2 separate regions of the Homo sapiens genome follow, and region 1 is linked to region 2. The links are chromatin contacts, found by Hi-C or POLR2A ChIA-PET in ENCODE. All regions are on one chromosome and are shown on one strand. Each heading gives the region's core, a stretch centred on a gene start or an enhancer-like site at or near the end of the contact. The rest is flanking DNA. Distances are from core to core; before and after follow the strand shown.

The links. Hi-C counts contacts between places; a loop is a spot of excess contacts on that map. ChIA-PET counts read pairs that join two places held with the same protein, here RNA polymerase II (POLR2A). Pooled maps may share reads with other maps.
Region 1: a loop to region 2 is called in a map of PC-9, with 8 times the contacts of the local background. The contact joins two enhancer-like sites. A Hi-C loop is called at or near these places in 1 of 168 maps with a recorded cell type or tissue (PC-9) and 1 of 50 pooled maps. POLR2A ChIA-PET finds 5 or more read pairs at or near these places in 2 of 52 experiments (A549 and OCI-LY7).

The regions. Positions count from the first base shown.
Region 1 is chr2:19,057,686-19,060,775 of GRCh38, reverse strand. The region is part of intron 5 of LOC105373456 (a long non-coding RNA gene); the gene reads right to left. Among named protein-coding and RNA genes, the nearest start is that of LINC01376, 32 kb to the right of the region's middle. RefSeq lists enhancers at 901-1,400, 1,401-1,902. Within about 2 kb of position 1,560, at least 2 of the 41 ENCODE cell types and tissues checked have a DNase peak (open chromatin) inside an H3K27ac peak, as active enhancers do; they include PC-9, where a contact is called at or near this core.
Region 2 is chr2:18,989,853-18,992,786 of GRCh38, reverse strand. All of the region lies in intron 3 of LINC01376 (long intergenic non-protein coding RNA 1376), which reads left to right. All of the region lies in intron 5 of LOC105373456 (a long non-coding RNA gene), which reads right to left. Among named protein-coding and RNA genes, the nearest start is that of LINC01376, 36 kb to the left of the region's middle. Within about 2 kb of position 1,531, at least 13 of the 41 ENCODE cell types and tissues checked have a DNase peak (open chromatin) inside an H3K27ac peak, as active enhancers do; they include PC-9, where a contact is called at or near this core.

The DNA.
Region 1 (3,090 bases), core at 311-2,810, 68 kb before region 2:
AAAACTATAAAAATGGTTTTTATAGTTTTAAATGAAAAAAAACATAGGAGTCAATCTTCATGATTTTGGATTAGGCAGTTGTTTACTTTAGATTTAGTTGTTCGATATTCATAACATAGCATACTGGGATTTCTAGTTCATCACCTGTTTTTGTAAATCAAGTTTATTGATGGACAGCATGCTCATTCTCATTCATTTACTTTAGTCTAAGACTGCTTTCATGCTACAATGGTGGATTTGCATAGTTTAGATTGACCATACAAACCATAAGTTATAGATTATTTCTTACTTGGTCCTTTACAGAAAAAGTTTGTCAACCCTCCTGGTTTAGACAATATTAATAGTAATCTTCATAAAAGTTGTTCACCTTTTCTTCCTTATCTTCTTGTTTTCTCCTGGACTAATTCCTATTCTTGTTGAAGTAATTTTCTCCAAGAGTTTCTTCAAAGAGATCCTATGTGTGGTAAACATTCTAAAAACCTTAGATGACTAAAATTATTCTTATTTAGCCCTTAGATTTAAATACTGACTTACTTGGATTTGTAATTTCAGGGTCATTTTTTTTTGAAAATATTGCTTTATTGTCTTTTTCCTTCTGCTTCACTATTGAGAAATCTGATGATTCTTATTTTTTTGGAGAGGATTCACTTTTTTCTTTTGGAAAACCTCTCTTTTTGGTTACCTGAAATTTTAGAATAAATACCTAGTTAATTTTTTCACTGTTACTTACCATGTTTAAAACTCAACAAGCTTCTTTAATCTTTTCAGATTATTTTCTGGTGCATTTATTATAAATATCAACTACTTAGATCATCTATGTCACTTATCTTCTCTTATGTTTTCTTCTTGATCTTTTTTATCCCTTCTTTATGCCTTCTGGGAAACTATTTTGATCAGCAGTTTCTGTTTTGTTATTTCTTTTACCCACTGACATTTTAATTTCAGCAATTATATTTTCATACCCCAAATATCCAAGTGGTTCTTCTACAAAATACATTGGTTTCTTTTTCATGTTTTCAGTGTCCTTGTTTATTATGCCAAAACTATTTTATTGTGTTTACTTTCAATTCTTATCATCTTTTTATTTCATTAGTACTGCTTTCCTCTGGTAGCGATTGTGCCATCATTTCTTTTATTCTGTTTGGCATTCTCATATACCTTAAATATTCCATTTTTCATTTCCTTGCTGCTATCAGATATCATGTCTACTAATAGCTAACTGGAGGAAGAGTTAAGACAATAGACCCTTGCTTGTGTTCAAGGAGATTCAAAGGGTGGGGAGCATGCCTCAGGGTGGAGACCCTCTGGTGTTGCTATCAGGGCTCAATTGTTCTCTGCCCTTTTCCCTAGGGAATCTCTCAGTACCTCTGCCCTAATCTCTTCTCTCCTACGGAGGCAGTTAAGGTGGGGTGAGAAGAGGTGGGAGCAAGTAATGAGTTGGGGCTAGCTGCCCACCTTTAGCATAGCTGTTATATCCCTACCTCAGCCAACTGGCAGCTTCAGCTCTCCTGCTTTTCCTGGCTCAGGTACATTCCTATGCCATGACAACAGCAAGGCAGAATTTGCTCCCCCCCAGGGCAATGTGAGAGAGGGAGAAACAACACAACCCAAGATCTCTCCCAATCATCTCTGCCTCTGAAAAGATTTTGTCACAGTTTTTCAGTTTGTTTTTTGAGACTGGGTCTGTGACAATCAGTAACCGTATCCTTCTGGTCTTATTTCCAGAATTGAGTTTTGAGGGAGGGTGCCAGCAGTTTCTGCCAGTTTGCCTTTTTGTTTCTCTCCATAAAAATGGTTTGGTACATTTTTAATGCAACTATTCCACTTTAGGAACTTAGTTCTGGATGAGAAAAAATAGAAATTATAGCATTTTTATTTTATTTTTCATGCCTTGATTTTTATTACAAGGTGGCAAATGCTCATCATGTTAAACATTAGAAAATAAATATTTTAGATCAGCTGAAATTCCACTAACCAAGGAAAATTGAAATTACAACTGGATGAAGTTCATATTATAATTTTTGACTCTTGGTGTTTCTGGAGAAATTCTGTCAAAAATAACAGAGGTAAAGAATTTTCATTTATCATTCTTTTGGGTTCTAGAATAATCCTTTGGCTTATCCCATGGGCCTAGAAACCAAACTAGGGTGAACTGGGAGAATATGTAGAGCAAAGATCATTTGGGTAAATTGTCAACCTTTGAAGCACACAAAACATCTCCAAATCAATCTTAACAGTAATAGCATGGAAGGCACATGTGTTCCCTGTTGGCCACAGTATCTTCAGAACACCTTTCTTTTTGTAGACAAGTCCACAGAAACTTAAGCAAATAAGAATAATAACAAAAAAATGTGGTGAGAACATCAAAAGTGGCACAGAGTGGGAGGACTCTTAGAGAATATGAGAATCAATCAGCTGCAAATCCTGTTAATATGATCCTAGTGATATATGCAATAAATATTGTTTTAACAAAAAATTATCTTTTAACAGTTTTCAAAAGGTGAGAGAGGCAGTAGAGTACATATGTGAGGTTGTTGAGGAGGGAAGATTTTGGAGCAAGAGGTTATTCTTCATCCCTCAGGACAGAAAGACAATAGATAACACCTAAATGTGAACAATACAAAAATAAAAGAAATATTATCTAGCAAAACAGTTAGTTGAGCAGTACAGCTATGAGTTGGGAAACACAGGGCATGGATCTGCTGTTTTAATAAACCTTGTGATATTGACTTTTTAAATTCATGTACATGTTTTGTTTGGATAAAAACAATTGAATAAACAAGACCAAAAATAAATAAATAAATAAATAAATAAATAGCTTAAGGTAGTGGAAGAAAATGTAAGAGAATGTTTATGGGATCTTAGAGTGCTGAAGTCTTCCTAACAGAAAGGCAAATTATTTGTAAGACTTCCCTGACTGCCCTGTTTATAGTAAATCCTGTCCAGTTTGTCACATATGTAGCAATTTTATTTATGGTGCTCTGAAAATGAAGCTATTTTTTACTTTTAAGTTCTCATATCTATTACCTGAATATAAAATATGCTCAAATGGCATAAAGGGAAAATGGAAAACACACATACAAAACACAC
Region 2 (2,934 bases), core at 282-2,781:
ATGACATATAAAACATATAATACATAATATTGTGATATATGTAATGTGTTTGTATAAAATACACAATACATGATATATAATACATGGAAATTATGTCTTTAATAATTGTGTATAATTACAGTATTATCAGAAATTTTGATAGAGGGTTAACGATTAGATTATTTTATATTTATTTTAATAAATATATCCTTAGAGGACATATTTATTTATTTTAATAACTATATCCTTAGAGGACAATATTCTATATTACAATATAACTCAATCAATAAATTTGATTATTAACTAATAATATTATGGAGTAATTAACTGGACTATCCAGAGTTTAATGTGTGCATCTGGCCATACACAAGTTCACATTTATTGCCTACCATGTGCTAGAAACAGTGCAAAGCACTTTACATATCACCTTTTTAAACCTTCCCACAAACCAGCAAGGTAGGTACCATTCACTGAAAAGAAATTGAGGCATATATCAGTTAAATATTCTTTTTTTTTTGTTTTTCCTTTAGGGGCACAGAGCTAGCAAAAGAGCCAGGAATCAACCCTTATTTTGTCTTATTCCAAATGATATAGTGTTTGTATTCTACCAAGTCAGATAAGTAGGTGGAGAAAAGACAAAGTGACAAAACACAGGAGGGACAAAGAGATTATGCCTTCATGCTTCCCTGCTCCTTGAAAATGTAGTATATGCCAAGTTTTCATTGATTCAGTGGGTAAGGCAAGGGACACTGGCCTGGTGCCAGTTCAACCACTCTTTCAGTCTCTTGTTTATTCAACAAGCTGTTCCACTGGGTCCTGGGGAAGAGGGAATTATTTGGGGTGGCAGCCCATGGCATATGTCCTGATGCAGCCCATGGCATATGTCCAAGCCCCTCCCAGTGTGACACTCTTGTGACCAGGGTCCATATGCTCATGGCACTCCCTTGGACTTGGCTATTTTTTTGTTGCCTCTGGGACTGCAGGCTAAATACTTGGCACTGAAAACATTGCCAGCAGCAGGACAGTTTGGGAGTACATCCCACATGGGCACTGAGTCAACAGTGCCAACAGGAGGAAAACATATGAGCCCGGGGAGATTTCTTAACTATCTGCCCAGTGGGGGAAATTGTTTATTTTCTACATATCTCCCAAAGAACCCATTTATGAGCTCCATTTGTGACTTCAAACAGGTAAGTTGGCAGAGACATGGCAGTGAAGATAAGATGATGACTAATTAATAGTCTTGCAACAGGTTTCAACACCCAGATCTACAACTACCATTATTTTTTTTCTTAACCACTAACATTTATTTTCAAATACAAACATGCTTCTAAGTATTTTTCTTAATACAGATAATAGTTTTATCTTGTTCCTGGCACGATTTCCTCTTCCCGATAGGGTTATAAATAGGGTATTCCATTTGGCAAGGGTCTTGTCCGTGGCATTGGAGAGACGATTCTATAGTTACTGTAACAAAACAGCACATAGTTGGCATATTTCTCCCCAAACTTTCCTAACATTTACACTGCCATCTGCATACTTTTCACTTGACTTCACTCTGAAAATTGACTGTTCCTCTGATACATACCAGAGACTTGGCTACTTGGACATTTGGAAAAAAAATAAAAGGAGCAAAACATGAAAAAGGAAGCATTCTTCCCATTTCTGATCCCAGGCATTCAATACTTGTAATAGTACAGTAGTTTGTAAGAGTGGTTTAAGGTAGCTTCCTTTAAGGTCAATTTTAATTTTAAGATTTTAGGATTCTGTGAATGAAGGGATAATTCATGAATATACTAATATCGATAACTGCTTTATTTTCCTGAGTTTATATGGCTAATTGCCTATATTCAAATATATATGTAGAAAAATGTGGGAGCAGTATGTGTGTGTAAGAAAACTCAAAAATGGGTCTTAAAAACACAATAAAGTTAAAATGGAAGATCCAGACCTAAAACCCTTTCCAAAGTTCTGCTCCCAACATTTCAAGTAAGTGTTAGATAATGCAAATTAGTTTTTAAGAGGATTAAGATGTTAGAACATAATATCTCTGGAAGTTCAAGGATTTCCATTGTTGTGAGACAAAAAATGCATAAGAATACAAATCTCCATAGTTTCGTCTTCCAGATAACCTGATAACCCCCACCAGTTGGGCTTCACTTTCTTTTCAGGTTTAAAAAAAGGAGGGGGAAGGTTTTGGTAATAGCTGCAGGAGTTATTGATGAATTGAGGATTCTCCAAAATGAGACTTTTAGAGAGATAGAATACACATAGCCCTTGCCTGAAGAACTGGATAAATCCACCCTGTCTTCATCAAACATGGTTAGCCCAGGCATCATTTGAATGAATGCGAAGGGAAAACTAACTTCTCGATGTTTTTTCTTGAAACTCTGCCTGTGCATTTGCTCATGTCATATGAGCACATAGAAGAGAAGCCAGGTCACTGAGTGAATATTGGCCCATAACACATTTTATGGAAGGCTATTTGGTGCCTAGTCACCCCCAGAATGTCTTCATATGAGGATTTACTGAGCCAAAAACAATTTAAGATTTATTTGAGAAGTCACCCAAGTGATGAGTCCATTTGTGGATACAAAGATATTAGTGATTAGAATGGTTGCATTGGAGATGAGAAGTTTCATTGCTGTTGCTGCTGTTGTTTTATTCTTTTTCTATGCTCTTATGCAAAATACTGTAGGAAAATAATTTTTTAACCAAGTTTAATGTGAGATTTTACTTGTGATTTTGATATTTTGATCCCAAGCCTTTGGGTAATCAAATACTTACAGTTGGAGAAGTCAAATTTTCTGTTTTTATTTTAACAATCGTTTTAGCTTATTGAATGAAGGAGTGGACACTGGCTAACTTTACAGAATATTTTATCCATAATTAAGAAATGAAGCTGAAATAAGAACATTGTTTCTCATGGGTTTAAAATAATACAGATAATGTATT